Regions from separate parts of the Homo sapiens genome. Here regions 1 and 3 are each linked to region 2. Evidence: read pairs that join two places in POLR2A ChIA-PET (ENCODE). Cell type or tissue: PC-9. All regions are shown on one strand. Links, peaks and the distances in the headings refer to the core of each region. The heading gives the core; the rest is flanking DNA. Region 1 has its middle 19 kb from the start of PTPN1. Region 2 overlaps RIPOR3 (RIPOR family member 3). Region 3 has its middle 88 kb from the start of ZFP64.

The links. Peaks named below come from ENCODE experiments on the same cell type or tissue, not always from the same donor. Only the 100,000 strongest peaks of a DNase experiment are listed, where the experiment ranks them.
Region 1: POLR2A ChIA-PET joins it to region 2 with 19 read pairs; 3 of 35 experiments call an interaction of 5 or more read pairs at or near these places.
Region 3: POLR2A ChIA-PET joins it to region 2 with 15 read pairs; 2 of 35 experiments call an interaction of 5 or more read pairs at or near these places.

What each region holds. Positions count from the first base shown.
Region 1 is chr20:50,486,740-50,496,974 of GRCh38, forward strand. No RefSeq gene overlaps it. Among named protein-coding and RNA genes, the nearest start is that of PTPN1, 19 kb to the right of the region's middle. In PC-9, for the core only: no CTCF peak of the experiment used is centred there; a DNase peak (open chromatin) is centred at 6,442; H3K27ac peaks cover 1,908 bases.
Region 2 is chr20:50,672,391-50,682,625 of GRCh38, forward strand. The region is part of intron 1 of RIPOR3 (RIPOR family member 3); the gene reads right to left. It overlaps LOC105372659 (a long non-coding RNA gene), which reads left to right. Exons shown (of 5, transcript XR_007067644.1): 4 at 511-718; 5 at 1,527-2,030. Among named protein-coding and RNA genes, the nearest start is that of RIPOR3, 14 kb to the right of the region's middle. In PC-9, for the core only: no CTCF peak of the experiment used is centred there; DNase peaks (open chromatin) are centred at 3,331, 3,771, 6,121, 7,561 and 1 weaker place; H3K4me3 peaks cover 1,144 bases; H3K27ac peaks cover 4,888 bases.
Region 3 is chr20:52,099,011-52,109,245 of GRCh38, forward strand. It overlaps a transcript of ZFP64 not described here. Among named protein-coding and RNA genes, the nearest start is that of ZFP64, 88 kb to the right of the region's middle. RefSeq lists enhancers at 5,663-6,631, 6,632-7,598. In PC-9, for the core only: CTCF peaks have their summits at 6,764 and 6,964; DNase peaks (open chromatin) are centred at 4,661, 5,811, 6,311 and 6,731; H3K4me3 peaks cover 3,343 bases; H3K27ac peaks cover 3,316 bases.

The sequences.
Region 1 (10,235 bases), core at 3,485-8,484, 190 kb before region 2:
CATCTCTACAAAAAATAGAAAAAATTAGTTAAGCTTGGTGGCGCCTGCCTGTAGTGCAGTCCCAGTTACTTGGGACGCTGAGGTGGGAGGATCGCTTGAGCCTAGGTGGTTGAGGCTGCAGTGAACCAAGACTGCACCACTGCACTCCAGCCTGGGCAACAAAGCGAGACCCTGTCTCAAAAAAAAAGAAAAAAGAAAAAAAATCACAGAACTGTATACTAGATAGGATAGATTTTACTGCAGGTAAATAATGCCTTTATTTTTTGAAAGTAAAAAGTTATTATAATGAAGACTCTACAGTAGGTCTATCAGTTGCACATTTGGGGGGAAATCAAGCTGGGTTCTGGTTCAAGGAAAAAATTAAGAAAGGTAAGAAGAAAAAGAAAATAAATTTTAAAATCTAAAAAGAAAAAGAAAATAGTCCGCGTGTGGTGACTCAGGCCTGTAATCTCAGCACTTTGGGAGGCTGAGGCAGGCGGATCACCTGAGGTCAGGAGTTCGAGACCAGCCTGGCCAACATGGTGAAACCCTGTCTCTACTAAAAGTACAAAAATTAGCCGGGTGTGGTGGCCGGCGCCTGTAATCCCAGCTACTCGAGAGGCTTAGGCAGGAGAATTGCTTGAACTCAGGAGGCAGAGGTTGTAGTGAGCCGAGATTACACCACTGCACTCCAGCCTGGGTGACAGGGCAAGACTCTGTTTCAAAAAAAAAAAAAAAAAGATAAAGAAAAAGAAAATAAATCAAGCTTGGTAAGAACTATGAGGTAAATCTTGACTCCCGGGGGGACTCGGGTAACAGGAAGCTAGATGGTGGTCATGCTCACCATTTGAACCACATGTACCTATGAGCAAACGAAAGAAAGATAAGGCAATGCAGACATTTGGTGCTGGTTGACAGGAATGACTGTTTTCCAGCACATACAAAAAAGATTGTTCCAAACAGGTAAATGCAAAAGCACTCTGGGGAAACAGTGCTGGGTTCCACACTTATCTTCGTGAGCTCAGCTCATGGATAGACCAACCTGCAGGAGGAGGAGAAACCTCAACTGAGCAGAAAATAATCCTCAGACTCTTGGCCATCTTCAGAGTAGACATGTGTTTAATCTTGACTCCATTTCAGGAGCTTTGCAGATTTTCTATAAATGTATCATGAAAATTCAATCTCAAAAACAGGAGGTTGACATAACAGTGAAAATTCAGTAGATCTTCAAAGCTACATCTGGCCCATCCAAACCCCAGATCAAACTTGGATTTCATCTTTTTAAATGAAACTCTTTGGTGTCAATATCAATAAAGACTGTCTAAGCCTGGCACGGTAGCTCATGCCTGTAATTCCAGCACTTTGGGAGGCCAAGGCAGGTGGATCACTCACTTAAGGTCAGGAGTTTGAGCCCAGCCTGGCTAACATGGTGAAACCCCATCTCTACTAAAAACACAAAAATTATCGTGGTGTGGTGTCGGGTGCCTGTAATCCCAGCTACTGGGGAGGACGAGGCACGAGAATCTCTTGATCCGGGGAGGTGGAGGTTGCAGTGAGCCGAGATCATGCCATTGCACTCCAGCCTGGGCAACAGAGCAAGGCTCTGGCTCAAAAAAAAAAAAAAAACACACACACAAAAAAACAAAAAAACTGTCTGGTGAGTCAATGACCCTTGCAATTTCAAAACTGCGGTTTTCATCTGATGGCTGGTGGGACTTCCACAGAACTCACAATGTTAATTCCAGAAAAAAACAATGAAAAAAAATAGCAAATGACAGAGGCATAGACCAATGTCTGTATGTTTATATGAGTCCCGATAAATCCGATATAAGTGGTGTTTTTAAGTACAACCATAAATAGTACGGCTAGCACGTGTCCCTCTGGCTCTGCAAGTAGCAGCTGTGAGGCCAGAGGAAGTCCCTTCATCTCTCTGAGTACCAGCGCTCTCATTTCTGAAATGCAGATGGTAATAGGACCTGTCCCTCAGGGCAGCCGTGAAAATTAAATAAGATGATGTGTGTAAAATGCTCAATAAGGTGATATCTTAGTTTTCTATTGCTGCTGTAAGAAATTACCATAAATTTAGTGACCGAAAGCAACACAAATTTATTATCTTATAGTTCTGGAGTCCAGAAGTCCAAAAATGGGTCTTGTGGAGCTAAACTCAAGGTGTTGGCAGAGCTGCCTTGCTTCTGTGGAAGAATCTGTTTCCCTGCCATTTCCAGCTTCTAAAGGCCGCTCGCATTCCTTGACTCGTGGTTGGTCCATCCTTCATCTTTAAAGCCAGTGGCATAGCATCTTCCAGTCTCTCTCTGACCCTGCTGCCTTCCTCACATGGCCTTCTCTGACTTTGACCCTCTTGCTTCCCTTTTATAAGGACCCCTGTGATTATACTGGGCCCACTGTGCTAACCTAGGGTAACCCCCCACCACCCATCTCAAGATCCATATTTTAATCACACCTCTAAAGCCCCTTTTGCCATATAAAGTAACATTCACAGGTTCAAGGGATTAGGGCACAGACATCTTTGGGGGAGACCATTATTCAGTCTAGGTAGCTCTTATATCTTGCTGGTTGTAAAGACGCTATGGCCATGTAGAATAATAATGATGACATAAAAGTAAAGAAAAAAGAGATGCTCTCAAACTGCTGGATTGAAAGCTTGCATGAGAATAAAATACTGGAAGAATACACAACTAAATGCTGATTGTGATTAGAGTTAAATCCGTGTAACCAGGGGTGTTTGTTTTTTTTCCAATTTTTCATGATGCTTTTTTATTACTTTTATAATAAAAATATTTTTAACTAAAATATTAGTAATACAGTGGATGTTCATCCCCTCCAAATCTCATGTGGAAATGTGATCCCCAGTGTTGGAGGTGGGGCCTGGTGGGAGGTGTTTGGGTTATGGGTGCAGATCCCTCATGGATGGCTTGGGGCCCTCCCCATGGTAATGGCTGAATTCTCACTCAGTTCGTTCACTCAAGAGCTGGTTGTTTAAAAGAGCCTGGCATCTCTCTTGCTTCTTCTCTCACCATGCGACATGCCTTCTCCGGCTTCACCTCCTGCAGTGAGTAAATGCTGGCACTGTGCTTTCTGTGCAGCCTGCAGAACCATGAGCCAGCCAGGTAAACCTTTCCTTTATAAACAACTACCCAGCCTCAGGTATTCCTTTTTTTTTTTTTTTTTTTTTTTGAGGCAGGGCCTCACTCTGTCCCCCAGGCTGGAGCAGTGGTGCGATTGTGGCTTATGCAACCTCCACCTCCCAGGCTCAAACAATCCTCCCACCTCAGCCTCCTGAGTAGCTGGGACTTACTGGTGCATGCCACCTGTATTTTGTATTTTTAGTAGCTACTTTTTGTATTTTTAGTAGAGAAAGGGTTTCACCATGTTGGCCAGGCTTGTCTCGAACTCCTAACCTCAAGTGATCTGCCCCCTTCAGCCTCCCAAAGTGCTGGGATTACAGGAGTGAGCTACCCCGCCCAACTAATTTTTGTATTTTTTGAAGAGATGCGGTTTCACCATGTTGCCCAGGCTAGGTTTTCCTTTATAGCAATGCAAAATGAACTAATACAATTAGTAAATATGAAAATAGAAATATCTTTATTTTATATGTATATTATATTGATGTATTTTTCTGGTTATCAATTGCTGCATGACAAACTACCTCAAAACCTAGTGGCTTAAGCCAGGTGTGGTGGCTCACGCCTGTAATCCCAGCACTTTGGGAGCCGAGGTGGGCGGATCGCGAGGTCAGGAGATCGAGACCACCCTGGTTAACACGGTGAAACCCCGTCTCTACTAAAAATACAAAAAATTAGCTGGGCGTGGTGGCGGGTGCCTGTAGTCCCAGCTACTCGGGAGGCTGAGGCAGGAGAATGGCGTGAACCTGGGAGGCGGAGCCTGCAGTGAGCCGAGATCATGCCACTGCACTCCAGCCTGGGCAACAGACGTAAACACCGTCTCAAAAAAAAAAAAAAAAAAAAAAAAACCTAGTGGCTAGTGGCTTAAAAACAACAATTATTTATACCACTCACAGTTCTATGGGTTGACAGCTTAGCTGAGTGGCTCTCACATGGGGGTCTCTCATGCAGTTGGCTACTGGAGCAGGAAGTCCAGAACTGACCCAGCATCATTTCCACTATTTTCTATTGGTCAAAACAGTCACAAGGTCAAGCCCAGGCCAAATTCAAGGGGGCTGAGGATTAGACCCCCTATCTCAAGGAGGAGTGGCACACACATATGGGGAGGGAAGGAATTGATGACAGTCATCTCTAAAGTCAAGCTACCAGGCTGGCCAACACAGTGAAAGCCTGTCTCTACTAAAAATACAAGAATTAGCTGGGTATGGTGGCACATGCCTGTGATCCCAGCTACTCGGGAGGCTGAGGCAGAAGAATCACTTGAACCCGGGAGGTGGAGGTTGCAGTGAGTCAAGATCGTGCCACTGCCCTCCAGCCTTGGCAACAGAGCAAGACTCCATCTCCAAAAATATACACAAAAATAATAAAGTCAAGCTAATATATATCATACTGTCCCTCTCCCCACCCCTCCCCCATATCATTCCAGGATGTCTCCCTCTTCTTTGTAAGGAATGTCACTGAGGAAGTTCATCCCAGTTGAGGTGGGCTTTTTTGTTGTTGTTGCTTGTTTAACATCCGTTCCACTTCCCATGCCAGTATCCCAAGCTTCCTGTGGAGGAGCTTCAGGTCAACCACAGTGCCTTGTCCTCTACTATTCTGTAAATGGGTATGTAACCCAGGCCAAGCCAAACAAACCCTCTCTGAAATTTCAATCTCAAACAGAATGACAAAAAAAAGTTCTGAAAGAAAGTTTGCAGTGGAAACTGTGGATGACTCTCACCAGGCTATTATATCCCAGGAGCAGGGATGTGCCTGATTTGTCTAAGCCAAGGTTTCTCAATATCAGGACTGTTGATATTTGGGGAGAGTTCATTCTTTTCTGTGTGCAAGGGATGGGAAGGAGCTGTCCTGTCCATTATAGGATATATAGATGCAGCCCCAGATTCTACCCACGAGATGCCACTAGCACCTCTCCTAGTTATGATAACCAAAAATGTCTTCACACGTTGTCAAATGTCCCCTGGGGGCCAAAATCATCCCTTGTGCCTCTTGCTGATGATTGGTTCAGGAGTGAACAGGCCCAAGCCAGTTTTGCCCAATAGGACACCAGGGGAGCTGGCTGCAGTGGCTTACACTTGTATTTCCAGCACTTTGGGAGGCTGAGGTGGGAGGATCATTGAGGCCAGGAGTTCAAGTTCAGCCTGAACAATATAGTGAGACCCTGTCTCTACAAAAAAAAAAAAAAAAAGTTTTAATTACCTGGGTGTGGTGGTGCACTCCTGTAGTCCCAGCTATTCAGGAGGCTGAGGTGGGAGGATTGCTTGAGCCCAGGAGGTTGATGCTGCAGTGAGCCATGATCACGCCACTACACTCCAGCCTGGGCAACACAGTGAGACCCTGCCTCAAAAAAAAAAAAAAAAAAAGACACCAGGATAGATTTCTTGGGGACTTCTGGCAGTAACATTTCCTTACTCTCAAGAGAGAGCTATGGGGAGACACTCCCTCTCTTTCGCACTGGATGATTTAGCAAATGATCTTACCGTCATAATCACTACTGGCAGCGTGCCCCGTTTTGCAGCCACAGGGAACCAGTTTTCAGATAAAGCCAACACATGGATAGTAATGGGAAGAAAGAGAGAGAACCCTGGATCTCAATTACATTCTTGAACCTCTGAATCAACCAACCTTGGTGTTGCCCTTCCTACAATAAACTCCCTTACTGCTTAAGCCAGGTTGAGTTGAGTTTTCTGTTACTTGCAGCCAAAGCGTCCTGAGTGCCGCACCCTCAGAGCTGAAGAGCACACTCGTGAGTTGATGCCAGCAAGATCCCCCAGCGCATCATGTGGCCAATTCTTTCTAAACTTGGTTTCAGAGCTTTCTTGCTCCATTTCTAAAAAGCACCTTATATCCTTCTAACAAATTCCTTTTCTGTTTCTGTTGGTAAGAACCAGTTTCTTTTTCCTTCTTTCTTTCTTTTCTTTTTTAGACGCAGTTTCGTCCTTGTTGCCCAGGCTGGAGTGCAGTGGCGCCATCTCGGCTCACTGCAACCTCCACCTCCCAGGTTCAACCGATTCTCCTGTCTCAGCCTCCCGAGTAGCTGGGATTACAGGCGCCCGCCACCAGGCCCAGCTAATTTTTTGTGTTTTTAGTAGAGATGGGGTTTCACCATGTTGGCCAGGCTGGTCTTGAACTCCTAACCTCAGGAGATCCGCCTGCCTCGGCCTCCCAAAGTGCTGGGATTATAGGCATGAGCCACCACACCCGGCCTGACCAGAACCAATTTCTGTGATATGCAATGGAAGAATTCTGTTACCTCAGTTGGCTAATTTCAGCAAAAAGCCCCAACATTCTTAGTCATCATAAAACTCGTTTGCTGAGTATGACTGACTCACCTGGTATTTCATAAAGTGCTACTTATGAGACCCACAAGAAAGATTAAGCCTCATGTGAACAGGCTGATGGGAAATCCACACAGAAAATATTTTGATAAGTTCTAAAGCAGCACCACATGCTTTAGAAGGTCATGCCAAAGGCAGTCCAATGGGGTCATCCCAGTGCATCCTAAGGACCACCAGCTCCAGCAGGAGAATTAGGTAAAAGGGCAAGGAGAACAGCACACAGGGTCACAGAGACCCTGGCTCCACCACCAGCTCGCTCTGTAACCCTGTGGGAGTGAGTTGAGGGAGTGCGTTGCTTCTCCCTCTGAGCCTCAGTTGCCTCATTTGTCAAACAAGCATTCACTTCTCAGGGCTGATGTGAACTTTAACTGAGGTGACACATGTCTAACTGGTTCAGGGGTACGTCTCAACTTGTTGAGGTGTAACTACGAAACCACTTTATTTTTACAATAATTGCTACCAAATGGTCTCTGTTGAAATTTCCTTTTTCCCTCTGGGGAATGATCAGAATAACAGAGTAGTGGTAGTAGAGGCAGGAGCAGAGGTAGCGGCAAGCTCCCAGGTGGCCCCGCCTCTGTGCCAGGCACTTGCCTAAGCTCTTGGCATATATTACTCACCAAATCTTCACAATGAGCTTCTGAGGTAGGGACCAATAGTTATCTCCATTTTACAGAAATAGAGAAAAAAGAACTTAAATGAGTTGCCCAAAGTCACGGAGCTATTAAAGAATGGGCTTCCTCAACCAGCCTCTCAACAATTCCATAGCATGCCTGACTGACTCTTTGGTTACCAAAGCTGTCTATTTCAGGTCTTAAAACCCAAATCTCCTCCAATTAGAATGTCAGTCTCAACCAGTGAAGCACAACGAGACCCAGTCTCATGGTCATGATGTCGAACAAACGAAGACAGACACCAAAAAGCATGCACGGCATGATTCCATTTATGTGAAGTTCAAAAACAGGCAAAAGCAATCCAGGGTGTTAGCAGGATAGTGGTCACCCTTGGCAAAGGGTAGTGACTAGGAGGGTTACTAGGTAGCTTTCTGAGGGGCTGGGAGAGTTCTGTATCTTGATCTGGGTGCAGGTTATGTGAGCATGTTTAGTCTGGGGAAATTCACTGAGCCGTGCACTTATGATATATCTGTGTGCATGTACACACATATACTTTTCTGTATGTGTTTTATAGTTCAATATAAATTTCCTTGGAAAAAACTTCATTCTCAGATCTGATTCAAAGTTCTTTTAGATCCCCTGGCCCCATGTCACCCAGTTCAAGCCAGACTCATGATTCTAGTGGCTTGGAGCTGGGACAATGGGTAGGGGGAGCAGGAGAAGCAAGACGTGCTCTCTTTCCCCTTCTCCTTGACGCCCACGGTAGAATGGGCATAAGGATGGGCTGCCATTCTGCTGAAATGGCTCCACAGCGAGCCGTGAAGGAAGGTGGCTGACCCCAACTGCTGAATGACCTTTGAACTTAGGCCAAGAGACTCAGAGCACCCCTAACATCATCCTGTTGCACATGTAAAGTGCCTAGCACAAAGCAGGTGTGTAATGGGGGGGGAGGTGCTAGATGGAGATGCAATATTTTTGATATCTTGAGGACTAAAAGTCGGGATGATCTGCTCTTTCAAATATGCCAGAAATTTTTGGATTCATAATCAGTTGAATAATTGATTTCTATTTGAAGCCTTTTAGTTAGACAAAAGGAAAAGTGATAAGTCTGCCATCTTCATCTGAGTTCCTCCAGAAGCCAACTCTGAGACAAGGATTTAAATGCAAGTAATTTATTCCTGAGGAGATCCTTGGAGGCAGCAGGTGAGGAGTGGGGAAGTGACCACGAAGTTTCTGATTTAGGACAGTGGTGAAAAGTTGATGCAGGTGGCTTCTAAAAGATCTTGACTTCCAAGGCAACTAGGGCTCTGGGGAAGGAATATGGCTGAACTTCAGACCCATAGGGCTACAGGAAGATAGAGACAGAAGACAAAGACCATGTACCAGTTAGCATGCTCTCAACTGCAAGTAGCAAGCCAATCCAAAGTGGCTTAAACAGTAAAAATGCTCCTGATGTCTTCAAATAATGTCTTCAAATAATGTCTGGGAAGGGACATGAATGAGCATGTGGGCCAGTGGGGCTCAAACCCACCCATGTAAGGGCCATGCCTCCACATTGCCATACCTGAGAAGCAAGGAGCTGGGGTATTTATCTCTTTCGCACTTTGGGAGGCTGAGCGGGCGAATCACCTGAGGTCAGGAGTTCAAGACCAGCCTGGCCAACATGGTGAACCCTGTCTCTACTAAAAATACAAAAAGTTAGCTGGGCGTAGTGGCACATGCCTGTAATCCCAGCTACTTGGGAGGCTGAGGCAGGAGAATCACTTGATCCCAGGAAACAGAGCTTGCAAAGAGCCAAGATTGTGCCACTCCAGCCTGGGCAACAGAGTGAGACTCTGTCACCAAAAAAAAAAAAAAAAAAAAAATTGATAAAAAGAGAAAGAGAGAGACAGAGACCTCAGAAAGACAGAGTGAAAGGGAGGGGTTAGAATAAAGGGAGGATGAAGATCGAGATGAAGTGACAGAGAGACCTAAGAACTTGTGAAAATGTGCTTACCAAAATGTGAGCAGTGGCCAGGCGCGGTGGCTCACGCCTGTCATCCCAGCACTTTGGGAGGCCGAGGTGGGCAGATCACAAGGTCAGGAGATCGAGACCGTCCTGGCTAACACGGCGAAACCCCGTCTCTACTAAAAATACAAAAAAAAAATTAGCCGGGCATGGTGGCGGGCGCCTGTAGTCCCAGCTACTCGGTAGGCTGAGGCAGGAGAATGGCGTGAACCCGTGAGGCAGAGCTTGCAGTGAGCCGAGATCGCACCACTGCACTCCAGCCTGAGGGACAGAGTGAGACTCCGTCTCAAACAAAAACAAAACAAAACAAAAAACACACACACAACACGTGAGCAGTGACCAGCACAGGTAGTAAGAGTTAAAAGTAAGTTGTGGGCCAGGCGCAGTGGCTCACGCCTGTAATCCCAGCACTTTGCGAGGCCGAGACAGGCAGATCATCTGAGGTCGGGATTTCGAGACCAGCCTGACCAACATGGAGAAACCCTGTCTCTACTAAAAATACAAAATTATCCAGGCATGGTGGTGCGTGCCTGTAATCCCAGCTGCTAGGGAGGCTGAGGCAGGAGAATTGCTTGAACCTGGGAGGCAGAGGTTGCGGTGAGCCAAGATCGCTCCATTGCACTCCAGCCTGGGTAGCAAGAGTGAAACTCCGTTTAAAAAAAAAAAAAAAAAGTAAGTTGTGTCTCTTTTATATGCACTTTTCAAGTTTTCTTCATTAAATGAGTATTCCTTTTGTGATAAGAAAAAGAAATAAGAACAACAAAAATGTCCTACCTCCAATGCTAGAACTTCCAGCTCTGCGTGTGAAAACACCCACTTTAAATTGCTTCTCTCTTTAGTTCAACCATGTTTCTTGAAATGGTTTGAATACAGGCAGAGTTTCCTTCTCTCCCTCCTTCCTTCTTTTTCCTTTTTTTTAAAGGAGACCAAAGTCAGAGTTGCCTCAGTGCTGACCCAACATTGAGGCTGAAAGTGGGTACAATAAGGGTAATTTAAGAAGGCAGGGATTAACAGCTGCTTTGGAAATGACAATTGGGTTAACCTCTTCTTCATTCTCACTCTCTCTCTCTCTCTCTCTGCAAGAACCATCTTGCCCTAGAGGAATGCAGGAAGGCAGTGGGGAGGGAAAATGACTCTGTTTAGGGAGGTGATAAAA
Region 2 (10,235 bases), core at 3,167-8,166:
GCCCAGCACCCTCTGCCCTCCACCCAGCAACCCCCAGGCTAGATTCTGCCATCCTTTTCTCATTGATTATGTTCCCCATGAGGCTGCTCTTGCCCAAAAGCTGGCCCAGCTTGACACCACAGAGACAAACCAACCAACAGCCACAGCATCTGATAGCCCCAGTAACTGACTCTTGTGGGAAGGCCGCGGCCAGCTGGCCTGAGTCCCACAGCCTGACCATGGCTCCGTCAGTGGCCAGTCCTGGGGGCAACAGGGACACAGGGGAAGGGTCAGGCCCCAGCTCTCATGGTGTAACAGATACCAGCTCCAAGTCAGGAGAATGGACTTTCCACCTGCATGCACGTCACAGTGCCCAGAACCCTAACAGACATGCATCAGACTTGACACCTTCCCCACCCACCACCCCAGGTTTGGCTGCCCATAGAGGCGCACACCTGTCCTCCCATCTCCTCCTGGGCTGGAGCCATGTGAGCAGAAGGGGATGTGAAGACAGATCCTTGATGTCCACAGGTGCGGGGACTGCTTGCCAACCCATGGCAACTCACCTGTAGCGCATGGAGATTTGGGGGTAAACCCAGTGATGCTGAGTATGTGGGCTGCCCAAGCTGGGTGGCAACCAACCCCAGCATTGAATGTGCTGAGAGCTGGACCGGTGGATGTCCCCACTGCCCTGAGGCAGGTCCAGGAGAAGGCTCCTACCTGCTGTGCAGAGGGCAAGGTAAGTCTTGTCCTTGATCTACAGCCAGAAGACAGCAGGGCTGCTTCTGTCTGCGTCCCAGCCTCCACTCTTCTCTAGATACCATCACCACCATGACAACTGCAGTTAACACTTAGTGAAGACCCCTAGGTGCCACGCGCCCATGCAATACCCACAGACCCCTCTGAGGTAGGCCCTGTAATGGTCCCTACGTTAGGGAGGGGCGGTCCCAGGCCCAGCTGGTCAGTGAGGGAGGTAGGATTTGAACCCAGGCAGCCTGGCTTTGGGGCATTGCTCTCTGCCACGTGGCCGGTTCCTACACCCTTGCCAGCTACCCCCTGCAAAGGTGGCCAGCCTGGCTTTGTCCTTCAGGATCCTCTGATCTCTCTCAGGGGCCTCCAACCCACCCACTGGCTCTCCCTGCTGACAAAGCAACTATTTCCTGGCCCCAAAGCCCCAGTCTCTGGAAATGACCCTCCTTCCTTCTCCAGCTCATGGCTGTCAGAGGCTCCTAACTGCACCCACCCCCGATCAGCCAAAGCCAATTACTCCACGTCCAAGACACAGGCGTGTTAAAATGTAAACGGCCATTCATCATCTGGCAGCGTGACCGTTTGCCCCTATCAGGCCCCAGTCCGGCCTCACCACGCCTCCATGCTCTCCTCAGCGTCAAAGAAACAGCCTTGTCCTGCCAGGGCCTTCGCCAGGCCCGGCCTGGGAAGTCAGGGCTCTCTGACCCAATGGAGCGAATCGTTGCGAGCATTTATTTAATAGCATTATCTTGATGATGAATAAATCACACCTTCATGAACCATTTTTCCATTTGTAGCCCCAAGTCAAGACTCCCAAAATGTTACCAGATGTCAGGCATGAAATATACACCCCTGGCAAGCTCTGCCATGCACAGGAGTCATGCTGCTTTCAATCCACGGGAGAGCCGGACACGAGCGTTCCAAGGCAGGAGCAGAACTCCATGTTGGCCATTATAAAGACAAGATTCCTTTTCCCCCGCTTTTTATAGCCTCTCTGGGTAAGATGTGTCTGGAAGGAGGTGTGGGCCAGGAAAGAGCATATGTCTGATGCCTGGGATTCCAGGACAGAAAGTACAGCCGACTCCAAGCTCTTGGGATGGGATTGGAGGGTCTCAAAACCTTGCCAGCTTTGGAGTCAGAGAGAAAAGAGTCCCAACCCCAGATTTATCATTTGCTAACAAATGTGACCTTGGGCAAATCAGCTCACCTCTCTGGCCCTCAACAGAGATAATCCTGGGACCTATTTCACAGTCATGGAGAGGATTAAATGGGAAGAGGAATAAAAGGAGTTTGGAGAAGTGCCCAGGACATAGTATGCACTGAGCAAATTCCGTAGTAAGAGGAGTATTAGTAATAGCTACTATTGATTAGGTGGTGTTGTGAGTTGAACAGTGTTCCCCCAAAATTCATGTCCACCCAGAGACACAGAATGTGACCATTTGTGGAAATAGGGTCTTTGCAAATGTAATTAGTTAAGATGAGGTCATACTAGATTAGGGTAGGCCCTAAGTCTAATGACTGGTGTCCTTATTAGAAGAGGATAGGGGCTGGGCACAGTGGTTCACACTTGTAATCCCAGGGCTTTAGGAGGCTGAGACAGGAGGATGGCTTGAGCCCAGAAGTTCAAGACCAGCCTGGACAACATACTGAAACCCATCCAGTCTCTAAAAAAGAAACTAAAAGCCAGGTGCAGTGGCTTACATCTGTAATCCTAGAACTTTGGGAGGCTGAGACAGGAGGATCACTTGAGGCCAGGAGTTCAAGACCGGCCTGGGCAACATAGCAAGACCCCATCTCTATTAAAAAATAAATAAATAATAAATAAAATTAAACTTAAAAAATTTAAAAATTAGCCAGCCATGGTGGGAGGATTGCTTGAGCCCAGGAGTTTGAGGCTGCAGTGAGCTATGATCAGGCCACTGCACTCCAGCTTGAGCAACAGAGTGAGATCCTGTCTAAAACAAGATGGGACACACAGGAAGTGGTGGTGCAAAGATGGTGCAGCCGCAAGCTGAGGAACAACAAGGATCCCTGACCACCAGCAGAAGCTAAGAGGCAAGAAAGGATTCTTCCTTAGAGTCTTCAGAGGGAAAGTGGCCCTGCTGACACCCTGATTTCAAACTTCTAGCATCCAGAACTGTGAAAGAACGAGTTTCTGTTGTTTGAAGCCACCTAGTTGGAGGTGCTTCATTACAGCAGTCCTAGGAAGCTAATACAGGTGGTTACCATGCACTAGGTTCTCTGCATTATAAATGCATCATATGTGTGAATTCACCTAAATCCTCACAACAACTGTAAGAGGTTACTATACCATGTTACAGAGAGAGTGATCAAGACTCAGAGAAGTTAAGGGACTCATAGCTGGATCTAGATTTGAATTTGGTCTATCTGGTCTAAAGCCCACTTTTAAGGACCAACTGTGTATGCCAAGTGCTAGAGCCACTTCCTTGCTCAGTCCTCACCGACCACACTGTGCTATCTTTATTCACATTTTGCAGTTGAGGAAACAGGTTCAGGCAGGTCTGTCCAAGGCCACCCTATTTAGGGTCTGACAAAGCCAGGTTCATCTGACTCCAATGCCAACGCCCATGCTGTTGACCAGACCATCCCTGCCAACTTCCCAATATGAATGCTTTGAGTGGCTCTCGGCCCCCGGGCTGTGGAACACCAGCACACCAGTGCCTGGAGGGCAGCAGCTGTCCAGCAAATGTCTGCTCATTCATTTGTTCACGCATTCAGGGCAAGTCGAACGGCAGACGGGGCAGGAGATCCAGGGCCAGCATCGATGGTGCAGGGAGCCCTCTGGCCCCTTAAATATCCTCAGACAATCCCAGAAATCATTCCTGGGTCTACCTTATGTGGGTTTTCTAGAATAGCTACTGCTGAACTGTAGGGTAGTGAGGGAGAGACACAAATACAGGCAAAACCACACAACAGCGAAGATTCCATAAGGGCAGGAGTGTTTTTCCACCAGGAAACAAGAACCAGTTCATCTGAGTTCCTTCGCCTTTTGTCCCAAGACACAAAAATGTCAAAAATGTGCAAGGGCTCTGGCCACAGATGGATACTGTGTCTCACCCCGACGGGCTGCTTCCTGCATGGGGCTGAAGGTCAGGGTGAAGGTTGCTGCCCTGAGAGTCAGGGGAAGTTGGTCTGCCTCCTGCTGTGTCACGTACTTGCCATGGTGTGTGGGATGAGGCCCATCATCTCCCAGAATTAAGCTGTAGCTGACTATAAAACCACAGGTGAGGGCTGGGTGTGGGGGCTCATGCCTGTAATCCCAGAATTTTGGGATGCTAAGGCAGGAGGTTCGCTGGAGCCCAAGAGTTCAAGACCATCCTGGGCAACATAGAGAGACCCCGTCTCTACTAAAAATACAAAAATTAGCCAGACATGGTGGTGCATGCCTGTGGTCCCAGCTACTCTGGAGGCTGAGGTAGGAGGATCACTTGAGCCCAGGAGGTCAAGGCTGCAGTGAGCCGTGATCATGCCACTGTACTCCAGCTGGGGCCACAGAGCAATACTCAGTCTCAAAACAAAATAAAAAAACCCACAGGTGAGGTCACATCAGGCTTTTCCCCTTTATTCTCCCTAAGGGCTCCACAACATCAGAAATGGGTTTCTCTATCAGTGCATCCTCCAGATTCTACTTTTTTTTTTTTTTTTTTTTTAGTAGAGGTCTTGCTTATACCCAGGCTGGTTTCAAACTCCTGGGCTCAAGCAATCCTCCTGCCTCATTCTCCCAAAGTGCTAGGATTACAGGTGTGAGCCACCCACACCCAGCCCAGATACTGGGCCCTGTCCGTCAATCCATTTGCAGTCACCAAGCACCAGCTGCGTGCACCGCATTGTGCCAATGTCTGGAAGGATGCTCACAACTATCAACACAGATAACTAATAATATCAACAATACCACAGTGTAAATGCAAAGCAATATGTGCCTGGTCTCATTTAATTCTCACATCAAACCCTTGGGATACATATCATTAGCACCCTCATTTGCTAGAGAAAACTCAGTTCTGAGGGTGGATGATTTGCCAAGGCCCTGGGAATTCGGACTAACTCCCTTCATAGGTGGCTGCAAGTGCCTGTGGCCCAGACATTCCCATAGATAGGTCATTTTCTCACACCAGCTTATATTTCTTGTGCCAGACACAGGGTCCAAACCCATTTGCATTACGTCTCTGAGACTTCACAAGACCTTCCTGTGAATTTGTTACCATTATTATTATTATTTTCTTGTTTTACTTTTTTTTTTTTTTTTTTTTTTAGACCGAGTTCTGCTCTTGTTGCCCAGGCCTGGGTGCAGTGGCGCAATCTCGGCTCAATGCAACCTCCACCTCCCGGGTTCGAGCGATTCTTCTGCCTCAGCCTCCTGAGTAGCTGGGATGACAGACACACACCACCACACCTGGCTAATTTTTGTATTTTTAGTAAAAATGGGTTTTCACCATGTTGGTTAGGCTGGTCTCAAACGCCTGACCTCAGGTGATCCACCTGCCTCGGCCTCCCAAAGTGCTGGGATTACAGGCGTGAGCCACCGCGCCTGGCCTTTTTTTTTTTTTTTTGAGACAAGATCTCACTCTGTCACCCAGGCTGGAGTGCAGTGGGGCGATCTCAGCTCACTGCAACCTCTGCCTCCCTGGTTCAAGTGATTCTCCTGCCTCAGCCTCTCAAGTACCTGGAATTACAGGCACGTGCCACCACGCCCAGCTAATTTTTGTATTTTTAGTAGAGACGGGGTTTCACCATGTTGGCCAGGCTTGTCTTGAACTCCTAACCTCAACTGATGCACCTGTCCCGACCTCCCAAAGTGCTGGGATTATAGGCATGAGCCACCGCGCCTGGCCTTATTATTCGTCTTCTTAGTCTGCTTTCAGATGAGGACACGGAGCCACAGGAGTTACAAGGGTGGAGGTGCTGGGAAGTCAGGACCAAAATCAGCCTCCTGACTCCCCATCTCATTTTCTCAATCATCATGGGTTTTGCCCCCCAAGAAGAGAACCAGCCACCATGGGTGCTAAACCGGTGGCTGATATAGCAAAGTGTGTTGGAGCAGAGATCCCAGCGGGCTTCCTAGAGGAAGATCACAAAAAATGGGCAGAGCCCACAAGGCACAGTACAGGTTTCCTCTCTCCAGTCCACATAAGGGCATTCACCAGGAACCTGGGGGCTGGGTGGCCTTGGCCCAACCCTCTGAAACTCACCCTGTGGCTCCTCACTCACCAGATGGACACAGCAGGAATCTGTCCCACCTGGCTCAGGGAGGGCCTACCCCCACCTCCCACCCCACCCCACAGGCCTGTTTGCATGCCAGGCCAGAGTTGGCCACATGCCCACATATCTCTCCTCGTTCTGCAGGCTCCGGGAAGGAAAGTCCAAGGCCAAGGTTATCATGGGGTTCACATACCTTAAGGGGTGGGTGGAGGGGTTGGCTCACAAGCTACAGGTTATTCAATGCAGTGCTATTCGTGATCACAAAAGATCGGAACTGATCTCACGTCCATCATCAGGGGACTGGACTAAGATATTTTGGCACAACCACATACGACTCAAGTGTCAAGGGAGGAAGAGTGGGGGAGTCTTGAATAAATAACAAAAGCTGGCGTTGACACAGGACTTTGCACATGGTGGAGGCTCCTTGCAAGTGCTTTGCATGTTATTAACTCATTCAATCCTTACATCACCCCAGGAGGAGGAACCATTATTATCTGTTTAAAATGCCTGTAATCCCAGCACTTTGGGAGGCCCAGGTGGGAGGATCACTTGAGTTCAGGAGTTCAAGACCAGCCTGGGCAACAAAGTGAGACTTCATCTCTACAAAAAATTCAAAAAATTAGCCAAGCCTGGTGATCCACACCTGTAGTACTAGCTATTCAGGAAGCCAAGGTGGGAGGATTGCTTGAGCCCAGGAATTCGAGGCTGCAGTGAGCCAGGATTGCACCACTACACTCCAGCCTGGGTGACAAAGCAAGATCCTGTCTCAAAAAAAAAAAAAAAAAAAAAAAAAAAAAAAATATATATATATATACACACACACACACACAGAGAGAGAGAGATACACATATAATATTTTAAAATATATATACCTCAAAAAATATATATATAATATTTAAAAATATATAAAATGAGGGTGCCACTTGGTTGAGTTTATGGTTAAAAAAAAGAATAAAATTTAAAAAAGAGGCACCAAGAAGTGAAGTTTCTTGCCCCAGGTTCATGGCCAACAAACAGTGGACTGGGCCGGGCACGGTGGCTCACACCTGTAATCCCAGCAATTTGGGAGGCTGAGGTGGGAGGATCGCTTGAGTTCAGGAGTTCGAGACCAGCCTGGGCAACATGGCAAGATCCCATCTCCACTGGTGCAGTGGCTCACGCCTGTAATCCCAGCACTTTGGGAGGCTGAGGTGGGCAGATCACAAGGTCAGGAGATCGAGACCATTCTGGCAAACATGGTGAAACCCTGTCTCTACTAAAAATACAAAAAAAAAAAAAAAAAATTAGCCGGGCGTGGTGGCGCTCACCTGTAGTCCTAGCTACTCGGGAGGCTGAGGCAGGAGAATCACTTGAACCTGGGAGGCAGAGGTTGCAGTGAGCCGAGATCGCGCCACTGCACTCGGGCCTGGGCAATAGAGTGAGACTCTGTCTCAAAAAAAAAAAAACCGTCTCTACTAAAAAACTGCAAAAATTAGCCAGGCATGGCGGCATACACCTGTAGTCCCAGCTACCCAGGAGGCTGAAGTGGGAGGATCACCCGAGCTCAGGAGGTTGAGGCTGCAGTGAGCCAAGATCACACCACTGCGCTCCAGCCTGGCAACCAGAGTAAGATCCTGTCTCAAAACAAACAGACAAACAAACAGTAGACCTGGAATTTGGTGCAAGCAGCAGGGCCAGATCCATGCTTGGTCCTCTCCTCCCAGCATCTCTGTTTTGTCCTGGGTCCCTCTGCCAGGAGCTCCCTGGAACCCGGGAAGGAAGAGAAGCATGCAGACAAGCGTCAGCACCCCCACCCTCCGCTGGCCTTGGGGAGCAGGTGTCATTAGACGAGGCTCAACTGAAGCCTGCATCTGAAACAGATTCTCATAACTCAGGCGCTGTGGTAGCCAACTTCTCTCTACAGTCAATTACGGCCAGCGGGGCCCACTGATTATTTTTATAGCCTTTCCTGGAGTCATGACAAGGAAAACTAAATGATCCACAGGACCCCTTTCATCACTAACAGCCGGGTTTCACGGTTGGGGGTGGAGGAAGGAAAGAAAAATCACTTTTTTCCCCACTTTGAGTTAATCAACAGAACTCAAGTCTGGGCAGCCAATATGTTGGTGTTGAGAAAAGCTGTTCTCAAGCAGAACTAATTGGCAACAGAAATGGAATTTTCTTCCCCACCTCCCTAAAAAACATAAACATGCTTTATCCCAGAGAATTACCCTTCAGAATAGGTATTGCAGACGTGTCGTGTGCAGCCGCCTGTGCGAGGCTGGTAATCTCACGCCGACCTGGCCAAAGGCTGCCTGTGCTGGTTACAGCTCAACCAGAGCAGCCTCTTACGCAATACAATGGTCATGAAGGTCAGTGGCCCAAACCAGCCCAGCCAGACCAGAGTGGACACTTGCTTTCCTGATGCCCAGCACCTATCTCCTGCTCCTACGAACAGCCTTTGGCTTTTGTTGGGTCGGGGGGTGGGAGGGCACCCTGATTTGCAGGTACAAGTGTGAGTGGCATTGATACCCCCTCAACTCCAGAGATGAGCTCTGACAGGCGTAAGCCAAAGAACATATTCCGGGGAAATTTCAAGAAGGGGCATATGACCTAACAAGAAACAATAGCTGGCACAGTGGCTCACACCTTAATCCCAGGACTTTGGGGGGCTAAGGCGGGTGAATCTATTTCAGCTCAGGAGTTTGAGACCAGCCTGATCAACAAAGTGAGACCCCAGTCTCTGCAAAAAATAAAAACTGGCTGGGCGTGGTGGTGCATGCCTGTAGTCCCAGCTACTTGGGAGGCTGAGATGGGAGGATCTGCTTGAGCCCAGGAGGTGGAGGCTGCAGTGAGCCAAGATTGCACCACTGCACTCCAGCCTGGGCGACAAAGCCAAACTCTGTCTCAAAAAAAAAAAAAAAAAAGAAAAGAAAAGAAAAGAAACAATAAGGCACTAGAAAAAAAAAAACATATAATGAGGCTTCTGGAAAAGATAGCTCTTTTTATTTTAGAGAAATTGAGGTTCAAAGACGTGATGTAACTGCTCAGAGGTATACAGTGAGGTGGTAGGGGATCCAGGGTTTGAACCCAAGTCTGTAGGACTGAGGAGTTTGCAACCCTTCACTGCAGGCGCTACTGAAAGGCAGCATAAACCTTGGACGAAGCCAGAAGAGCTGGATTCAAACCCAGTTCTGCCATTTACTCCCTGTGTAATTTCAGGCAAGTCACTTAACCTCTCTGTTCCTCAGTTTCCATATCTGTAAAGTGGGGCTTCTAAGGGCACCTCCATTTGCAGGATCTGAGAGGTAAATAATTAACAGCAATATCTGTAAAGTGCATGCAACAGTGCCTGTCACGGACCAAGGATTCGCCCCTTCCTCACCACACCGTTCCCCACACGCGTTGAGAACCAGACCAAATAAAAGGAGGTGGAGGGGAGGAAGGAAAAGTTGATGTTATCAGATCTGTAATCCCTACGCCATGTGTTCCTTTCTGTAGCACAGCTGCCAGGCTTGCCTCTCCTGCAGGAGAAGCTGTGCCACAAAGATGTGGGACGTCACAAACACGCAGCCCATTCAAGGCTTTTGGACATTCCAGCCCCGTCCTTGATGTCAGTCAAGATCTAGGGCAAATTCCACCCATTCAGGTGGCAAAAAGTAAGATGTTTGACAAATGCCATGTGTAGAGGGTGGCTTGTGAATTGGTACAACCATTAGAAGATAATTCAGCATACGATTTCATATTCCAGCAATTCTACTTCCAGGTACAAACTTGAGACACACTCCTGTATGTGTGCAATAGGACAGTACAAGAACCCTCAAAGCAGAACCGTGTATGTAGCAAACAAAACTGACAAATGGAAACAACCCACATGGTCATAGACAGGAAAAATAAATGCTGGTATGCCATGGAATAGTACACAGCAGAGAAAAGTGAATGAACAAGTGATAAGCAATTATATCAACGAATTTTAGCAATAAAATGATTTATAAAAATGTAAGTGCAGGGGCTGGGCACCATGGCTCACACCTGTAATCCCAGCCCTTTGGGATGCTAAGGCAGGCTGATTGCTTGAGGCCAGGAGTTTGAGGCCAGCCTGGGCAATATGCAACATGGCAAAGCCCCGTCTCTACAAAAACGTAGCCAAGTGTGGTGGTGCACGCCTGTAGTCCCAGCTACCAGGGAGGCTGAGGTGGGAGGATCACCTGAGCCCAAGAAGTCAAGGCTACAGTGAGCTGAGATTGCACCACTGCACTCCAGCCTGGGTGACAGAGTGAGACCCTGTCTCAAAATATGTGTGTGTGTGT
Region 3 (10,235 bases), core at 2,097-7,096, 1.4 Mb after region 2:
AAAAAAAAAAAAGCAAGCCATGTATGCTCTGTCTTGCAAAAGTCCTCTTCCCCTTACTACGGTTTCCAAGAAGTACAGGGGACAGGACACTGTCACATAACAGGGAAACTGGCAAAATCTAAACTAAAAAACATATGAGTACTTCTTAAATGGCATGAAGACCTAGTTTTTTCTAACAATTTCTAATCCATCCCAGGCTGATATTTCTGTAAAATATGATAAACAAGAATTAGGGGAGAGGTGGAATAAGATAAAAAGAGCCCAATCATTAGATACAGCAAAAAGCTGGATGCCATGGCAATGTCAAACTTTTTTTTTTTTTTTTAAGATGCTTACTCTGGATTTCTGATTTGTTTTGCCTCAGTTCAGCAAAAGGTCACAGACCACACATCACTGATCTCCAGGATAAAACAGTTGTTTCAACAAATAACTTGAAAGAAGAAAGATGGAAGAGGAGAAAAAGCAAAGACTGAGAGACTTGAGGTGGTCGACAATATCGGGACTTTACTTGGCTCCTGATTAGAATATGCTGGAAAAGCTGAGATGGTAAGAAGTGTGCTCACTCACTGCAAGTTTGCTACAGGGGTTTTATACTTTGGTGTGAAAATGGAATTAGAGTTTAAAGAGCATTCCCCATAGTCTAAGGATGAATGTTGAAACATTTACAAGTTGTATGATATGTGAATTTGTCTTCAAAAATAATCCAGGGCAGGGAGAGAGCTGGCATAAGGAGAAATGAGATTGACCACATGCAATTAATGGTTGAAGTGGATCAATGGATGAGAATTCACTATAGTCTATTTTTAGGAAGGTTGAACTAGGTGAAATCGCTATTTTTGTTAGCCAAAACGGTCAAATAATTTCATGTTTCAATCTAATATGTAGGTTTTAAGATTCCTACAGCAAAGATTAAGTACTAGAAGATTCTGAAATATCTCAAAATAGACTTAAATCTAAAAGGAAAAAAGGTCCCATCAAGGTCTGAAGTTTTTTCTTTTTTTGAGACGGAGTCTCGCTCTGTCACCCAGGCTGGATTGCAGTGGTGTGATCTTGGCTCACTGCAAATTCCGCCTCCCGGGTTCACGCCATTCTCCTGCTTCAGTCTCCCAACGGGGACTACAGGCACCCACCACCATGCCCGGCTAATTTTTTGTATTTTCAGTAGAGATGGGGTTCCACTGTGTTAGCCAGGATGGTCTCGATCTCCTGACCTTGTGATCCACCCACCTCGGCCTCCCAAAGTTTTTTTTTTTGAAACAGAGTCTCACTCTGTCGCCCAGACTGGAGTGCAGTGGTACCATCTCAGCTCACTGCAACCTCTGCCTCCTGGGTTCAAGCGATTCTCCTGCCTCAGACTCCCAGGTAGCTGGGATTACAGACGTGCGCCACCACGCCTGCCTAATTTTTGTATTTTTAGTAGAGACAGGGTTTCACCATGTTGGCCAAGTTGGTCTTGAACTCCTGACCTCAAGTGATCCGCCCATCTCAGCCTCCCAAAGTGCTGGGACTATAGCCACGAGCCACTGTGTACAGCCATCTAAAGTCTTAGAAGATTGACTAGCTTATGAATTATAGGCCAAGGTCTGGGACTTTCTCTGTCCTAAGGTTATTACAAAAGGTGGATTATCACTTTTATTGAGAAGTTTGTGCGGGTGAAGGAATCTTAGCATGAGAGGCTGTAGAGCACAGTGGTGAGGGCTTCAGTTTTAGGCAGAGGGTTTGCTCAGCTATGTGCTGTGCAACTATTGGCAAGCTACTTAACCTTTCTGAGCTTCAGTTTACTCGTTTGCAAAAGGAGATTACATGCCTCAGAGTTGCAGAGTTAAACAAGATGAAAAAATATATAAGTTCTCAGTACAGTGTCATCTGAGTAAATACAATTGCGTGGCTTCAGATGTCGCAAGTGAGGACTACAGATTTCACATCCTAGCAGTTGTGCTCGAAGCCCCTTAACAAGTGATCTAGTCCAGTGGCTCTCAACTGGGGGCCATTCTACCACCAAAGGACACTCAGCAATGCCTGGGAACATTTTCAATTGTCATGATTCTGTTTGCATGCATGTTTGAGAATGGCATCTAGTGGGTGAAGGCCAGGGATGCTGCTAGACATCCTATAGGGCATAGGACAGCCCCCACAAGGAAACGATGCAGCCCCAAAGGTCAATAGGGCTGGGGTTGAGAAAGTCTGCAGTAGTCCTACTCCCAATGTTTCTTCCAAGTGTAATCCTGATACTATCTGTGTCACAATCACCTAGATCATGGGTTCAGTGTAGTTTCCCAGGCCTTACCCTATACTCACTGAAAACTTAGGGGCAGGAGGAGGGGTGGTAGTGTGGATCAAGTAAGGACTTGCGATTCCAGGGACTTGCGATTTTTTTTTGAGACAAGGTCTCGCTGTCACCCAGGCTGGAGTGCAGTGGCACCAACATGGCTCACTGCAAACTCCGCCTTCCAGGCTCAAGCCATCCTCCTACCTCAGCCTCCCGAATAGCTGGGACCACAGGCATGCACCACCACATGCCTAGTTTTTGTATTTTTGTATTTTTTTGTAGTTTTGTATTTTTTGTAGTTTTGTTTTTATAGAGACAGGGTTTTGCCATGTTGCCCATGCTGGTCTCAAACTCCTGAGCTCGAGCAATCTGCCCACCTTAACCACTCAAAAGTGCTGGGATTACAGGCATGAGCCACCACACCTGACCTCAGGGCCTTGCATTTTTGAAGCACTTGCCAGATGATTCTGCTGTATTACTTGTAAGTCCTTGCTACTCAAAGGGTGGTCCCTAGAGCACCAGCATCACCTGAGAGCTTGTTAAAAATGCAGAGTCTCAGCCGGGTGCCGTGGCTCATGCCTGTAATCCTAGCATTTTGGGAGGCTGAGGCAGGCGTCCCATCCTGGCTAACACAGTGAAACCTGTCTCTACTAAAAATACCAAAAAAAAAAAAAAAAAAAAAATTAGCCAGGTGTGGTGGCATGTGCCTGTAATCCCAGCTACTCAGGAGACTGAGGCAGGAGAATCGCTTGAACCTGTGGGGCAGAGGTTGCAGTGAGCCCAGATCGTGCCACTGCACTCCAGCCTGGTGAGAGTAACTCCATCTCCAAAAAAAAAAAAAAAAAAGGCAGCAGTCTCAGGCCCTACTCCAGACTTACAGAACCAATCTGTACTTTAGCCAGATCCCCAGGTGATTCCTGAGCACAGCACATTACAATTTGAGAAGCACAGCTCACAGCCAGTGGTTCTCAGACGTCAGCGTGTATCAGAATTGCCTAGAAGGCTACTTAAAACACAGGTGGCAGGGGCTCCCATTTGGAGTTCCTGATTGAGTAGGTATGGGGTGGAGCCTGCGATTTTTCACTTCTAACAAGTTCCCAGTTGATGCCGATGCTGGTCTGGGAACCATACTTTTGAGTCTCTTGCTCTGTGAGCAAGAAACTGGCTCAGATGCTCAAGGTTGCAGGACTGGAAGTTTTCAGCTCATTGGAACCCACACTTGCCAGATCTGCAACCCATCCTATGTCCCTCAGGGACAGACACAAACAAAGCCTCATTACATAGCAACTCACATACTAGAAGAGAAAACCATTAAACTCTTGAGGGTTTTAATTCCACAGAAGTCAAGCAAGACTGAAAACAAATCTAAGTGAGGCACTGTATAACACAGTGGTTTGGGGAACAGACTGGGAAACCAGCTGATAAGTTTCAATTCCAGTTTTACCATTAGCTGTGTCCCACTGGATAAGCTACTCAACTTCCCCGTTCCTCAGTTTCCACATCTGTGAAATGGGTATTATGGCCGTCTCATTAGCTTAGATGAAGTTCTTTAGTATATGTAAGAGAACCTCATGTATTAGTCAATACTGTATAAATGCTATTAGTGTTATTCACTGATATACACACGTAAGATTCTACCAGATTCTCAGGGGGAGAAAGATGCATGTTTTCAACGCAAACTAGAAAAGTGAGAGAGAGGTGGGTTAAAGGATGACCCAGATAGAGCCTCTGATGGGGAGGTGTGAGGGGCCTCCGATTTCTTTTACGTTTAGACACCCAGGAAACCAAAGAAGGCCTGAAGCCCACTCTCCTGGGAAAGGTGCAGCTGGGGGAGACCCTCTGCCTCTGGAAGTGGGGGTGGGCCGCATTTGACTATTAGAAACCAGGTTAGCATGGCGAGGGTTTTAACTCCTGGGGAAACGGATGATGTTCCCTCAGTAAGGTTCCTCCAGCCCCTTCGTCATTTTACTGGTGGTGACAGGAAGTCCACTAATTACTTTCCATTTTATTTTCCTCCAAAAGCTACTTGAGTTGCAAAGACACTTGCAAATTAAGAGTGGCCCAACCTTCGTAAAAAATGTACCCCCTTGCCAGTGTCGCAGACCAAAGGTACTAGGATAAAACGTCAGTTGGAAGACGGTTTTTTCTCCGAAGTGGTGGCTGGGGTTGAGGCACACTACTGGGCCGGCAGAGTTTGCGTCCTGCTCCCACAGAAGTCACCTCAGTACTCCAGGACGCACGACACCCTCCCCATGCCCGAAACACTGGGTGCGGCTCCAGAAGGCGCCTCGCAGCGCTGGCTGCAGGAATCCAAAGTAGCTCAGTGCACAGACTTTCAACTCCAGCCTGGGGTTACTCAGCAATTCTCTTCTATAAACACCTCCCCCAAAAGACTCAGCATCCCCAGTACCTCCCCAACTTCCCCGAGGCGCAGAGATCAGCAAGAGCCCCGCCCCTCGACCCAGGGGACGGGATCCTGTAAGTCTCACCTGCCTATCTCCATCCCAGGCCTCGGGCACGAGGGTGGTTGTACTATCCTGGTTATGGTAGCTCCACTCGAGCAAGCTTTATTTTAACATATAAGCTATTCGTTTAGTGGAGGCTTCATTAAACTACTCCCCTCCACCACCACCTCGGGAAGTTGTGGTCAAAACCCACCAGACCGACTGTGGTGGAAGTTGATGCGGAAGCTGGAGAGCCCGCGGCTCTGGAGGGGTGAGCCGCCCCGGAGAGGGGACCCATCCTCCTTTCCGCGCCCGGAAAGAGCGGGGGAGAAGAGGAAGTCCAGTTACAACTCCTTTCCTCAGCCCCTTAAAGGAAAGGTATCAGCTAACCACGGGGAGCTGGCAGCCTAAGAGAAAGTAGGAACCTACAATCTCTTAATCTAAGCACAAGATAAGCAAAAAGGGAAGCGCCTTAGAAATGCAGATTCCCCAACCCCACCCCTGAGATTCCAGTGGAGGCGGGGGATGGGGGGATCCCTAACTTGCAGGAAGAATTTGGCGAGCGAGAAAAGGTCCCCTCCCGCAGGCTCTTCTGAAGCGGAGGATCCCGGGACGAGAAATGCTGCCCGGGGGGCTTAAGGTAGCCGACGATCTCCTTGCTACATCCTGTGTCCACGTGGCAGCCGAGGAGGGGGTGTGGGGGCCGCCTGTTAAGTGCGACAGCATCACTGCTCTATCCCCACCACGGCTCCCACTTCGCTCAGATAAAATGCAGAGCTCTTACCAAGGCTCACGGCCGTCCCCCGCCCCCCACCGTCTGCCCCCATCACCTCTCGGGCCTCCGGTGACCTCTCGGGCTACAGCAGCGCTGACGCCCTGGGTCCCTGCGCTTCTGTTCCCTCGGCCTGGAATGCTCTTCCCCCGGGTACCTGCACAGCTCGCTCCCTCCCATCCTTCGGGTCTTCGCTCGAACGTCCGCTCCTCGGTGAGGCCTTCCCTGGACAACGCATTTGAAACGTAACCCCAAGGCAAGAAGCCACCTTCCAGGCGCGCAGCCGAAGCCCAGTGCCAAGGAGGCCGGAGACTCGGGTGCCCGCGCATCCCGAAAACAGCCTCTGAGGGGTCCTCTGAGCATCCTTCCAGCGTGTTTGGGAGGCAAACTCGTTGACTAGCTCTTGAGAGGAGTGGCTAGAGGAATCCAGGCGGGGAAGGGGACGGTGGACTCCAGGAGAGTGTAATTTACAAAGGCGGGGGGCGGGGACGCCCAGGTCCGAGTCCCAGGACTCTGCGCCGGACGCTTCGCCCGCCCTTTCAGGTCCCCTGCCCGGTCCTCGTACCCGCGCGGGTCCGGAGAACCTCTGAGCACCGGCCCCCAGCCCCCGGGCGGGGCTCCAGCGGCGCTACTCACCCGGCTCCCCCGCCACCTGCGGGGCCACCTCCGCACACTCCCGGCGCGCAGGCCGCGGCTCCTCGGAGTTGAGGTGCTGGGGCTTGGCCTGCTTGCGCCGCGACATGGCGCGAGGACCGGGCTCCCCGCGCGTCCCTAGGAGTGGCCTACTTCACACAACGAATTCCCGGAGTTCGGAAATTACCCCCCTTCGGCCGGAACGCGCATGTCCCGGCAATTCTGCTCATCAGCCGAGCAGGGCGATTTATCAAGAGTCCTGACGGCTGATTGGCCTGGAGCCAAGACCCCAGGAGTCCCGCGGACTTGCGGTCCGCTCCCGGGCAGCCCGCGCCACCTGGGAGCTCGTTAGAAATGCAGACTCTCGGGCTCTACCCCAGACCCGCTGAATCAGAATCTGCATTTTAACAAGATCCCCAGGTGATTCGCATGCACATTAAAGTTTGAGAAACCGTGTCTGCATTTTAACGAGATCCCCAGGTGATTCGTTTGCCCATTAAAATTTCAGAAGCGCAGCTCTCCTCCAACTTTAATGTGCGCACGAGTCACTGGGGATCTCGTTAAAATGCAGATTCTGACTCAGTGGGTCTGGGGTGGGGCCTGAGCTCCTGTATTTCTAACGAGCTCCCAGGTGGCGCTGTGGCTGCTGCGCTGCACAGGCTGCGCTTTTAGATTCGGACTTAATTGGTCTGGGCTGGGACCTGGGCACTGGGATGTTTTTTTAAAAAAGCCGTCTCCCTCCCTCACCACCCCCATCACACACACAGGTCATTCTGATGTGCATCCAAGCTGAGAAGCACGACCTCCACTCCTGGTTCTCAACCCTGCTGCATACCCAAATTTAAATTTTAAATGAGGAGTGTCTCCAACTGCAGGGAGAAATGCAGATTCCGAAAGTTCTGGATTCAGGTGGCCGAGGCCAGAAATGTGTGTTTTTATATAGCACGCGCCCGCTCCCGCCCCGTGACTCGGGCGCACCGGCTCTTGGACCACACAGGAGTGCTTTTGGGGCCAACCCGGCGCCGGCCCCGCCCAGCAGGTGACGGAGGCGTGGTCCTCGGGGGGTTGAGCTAATTAGCGTTCATGCTCAGACTGGCTGGGACCTCGATGAGACCCGAGGGAGACCCCTCCTTGCGCCGCGTAATTGACATCCAATGGGAAGCAAGAAAGCCACCTACATCCCCCAGGTGTTTACTTTCTTCAAATTAGGGAGTTACTTAAGACTGGGTTGTGCCCCAAGCTTGCCCGAACCTGAGAATCACGTGGGGGCCCTTGTTTCAAAAAGACCCAGCCAGGCTCATCTCCGAGTTTTTGGGGCGGGGCCTGAGAATCTGTATTTTTAACAGCGCCGCGTATGAGTTTTACGGGGTGGTCCTGTGGGGTTAGCAGCATCTGTAACGAGCCTTCTGTGAGGTTACCGTTGGCGAACCCCACGGCGGGGCCTGCGAGAACGGCATTTTTGCTTAATTGTTTCCATTTCTCAAAAGCTGACCTGTTTTCCTCAAACTTCCCCTTGATTTTCAGGTTGTGAATCGACTTGGGAATATTTGTGTAATGCCCGGTGAAGTCATGTCAGGTTAAATTTCCGAGACTTAAACTTTTTAAAAAACACAACGCTTCAAGTCTTCTTTGGGATGTATGTGTAGTTACACGGATCTGTAAAGACATTTGAAAATATATACACGTGGCCGGGTGCGGTAGCTCACTCCTGTAATCCCAGCACTTTGGGAGGCCGAGGTGGGCGGATCACATGAGGTTAGGAGTTCTAGACCAGCCTGGCCAACATGATGGAACCTTGTCTCTACTAAAAATACAAAAAATTAGCCGGGCATGGTGGCGGACGCCTGTAATCCCAGCTCCTGGGGAAGCTGAGGCAGGAGAATCACTTGAACCCGGGAGGTGGAGCCGAGATCGCGCCACTGCACTCCAGCCTGGGCGACAGAGTGAGACTCCATCTCAAACAAACAAAAAATATATATGTATATATACACACACGTTTATCATATCTCCTTTTGAGGAGACTGGATAAACAGTGGTTGCCTCTGGGGAAGTTGAAAGAGGGGTGCATGGGGGGATGGGAGACATCTGAGACCCTCTTATACTGCTTGAGGTGTGTACATGTGTTTGCATTTGCTTTGTTGTTATTTCACCTCAGGTGTACACAATCAATTATTGGTACATGAGGCATTATTACTGGCCTATTGTTAGCCTACACTTGCCTACATTTTTTAGGCTGCTTGCTTGCACCTCTGTTTATTATGATATAATAAGTACTAGGGAACCTACTGCCCCAAAGTAGGACCTTAACCACAACCTACATCTCTCTTTATATGGCCTCCTGATGTCCCCTCCCCTCCTCTGCCCTACAACTTAAGAATCAACAGCCTGACTCCTACAGATCTCATTCATTTGCTTTGTCTCTTTAGCAAGTTTTATTGTACCTACATGTATTCCTTAAAAAAACAATTTTAATATTTAAAGAATATAAAAAGGGTATGTAATCTTCCAAGAATAACTTTTTTTCACTTAATATTATTTTGCTAAGATCATCCAAATTGCTGTCATTGTTTATTGATTTCGACTGCTCTGTAAATATTCCACTGTGTGAAAATGCCAGTTTCTTCACCTACTCTCCTGTTGATGGGCAATTGGGCCTTTGCCAGGTCTCTGCCATTGTGAACAGTGCTGCTATGATCTTTCTAAAAAGTGTCAGAGTTTCTCGTGAGTGAGTGTGTACCTGGGGGTGGTATAAGAGATAATGCCAAAGTGATTGTATTAACTTACACTTCCCTAGCAAGGTATAAGAAATAACGTAGGTCAGTCTCAGTGGCTCATGCCTGTAGTTCTGGCACTTTGGGAAGCTGAGGTTGGTGGATCACTTGAGCTCAGGAGTTTGAGACCAGCCTGGGCGACATGGCAAAACTCTGTTTCTACAAAAAATATACAAAAATTAGCTGGGCGGATGACACACACCTATGCTCCCAGCTACTCTGGAAACTGAGGCAGGAGGAAGCTGACCCTTGGAAGCTGAGGCAGTGAGTCATGGTTGCGCCACTGCACTCCAGCCTGGGCAACAGAGTAAGAACCTGTCTTGAAAACAAACAAACAAAACCCAAAATGTGAAGCCCATTCTTTCTCACACTCAGGATTATAAAATGTCTTGATTTTTGCCAACTATATTGATATAAAATGGGATCTCGGTATAGTCTTTTCTTGCATTTTCCATGTAGGTATAATAGTAGCCAAAAACAAAGTGAAAATGATAAATGTGTTCCACAAATATAATGACAACTGATTAGTCTTATTTTTGAAAAAAATTGTTTTTACTCTTTTGCAAAACATCCAATCAGAGTTCTAGTCCTAAATTAAGTTTATTACCTTTTTTTTTTTTTCTTTTGAGACGAAGTTTCACTCTTGTTGCCCAGGCTGGAGTGCAATGGCACAATCTCAGCTCACTGCAACCTCCACCTCCTGGGTTCAAGCAATTCTCCTTTCTTAGCTTCCTGAGTAGCTGGGATTACAGACAGCCACCACCATGCCCGACAATTTTTTTTTATTTTTAGTAGAGATGGGTTTTCACCATGTCGGCCAGGCTGGTCTCGAACCCTGGCCTCAAGCAATCCACCTGCCTCAGCCTTCCAAAGTGCTGGGATTACAGGTGTGAGCCACTGCGCCCGGCCATCATGTTTGGTTTTAATGGCTTTATTTCAAGGCTCAAAATTGAAAATCTGAAACACACACACACACACACACACACACACACACACACACACACAAACTTACAGGGTCTACAGATATAAATGAAAGCAAAGTATCATTGGCCATGCGTAATCAGTCATGATTCTCCTCTTTCAATCCCATTTGCCTATTACACAGGTTGACTATTCTGTTGAAATCCAGCTAGAAAATTTTAATCTTCCCTCATAATCAGGAGCTTCTGCAAATTAAAGTGAAGAAGACACATTACTATATTGTACCTGGAACAAATGGATTTCAAGCCCAGGGAAGCTCTTTTTTTTAGAAGATTTTTTTTTTTCTTTGAGACGGAGTCTCACTTTGTCGCCCAGGCTGGAGTGCAGTGGCATGATCTTGGCTCACGATCTTGGCTCACTGCAAG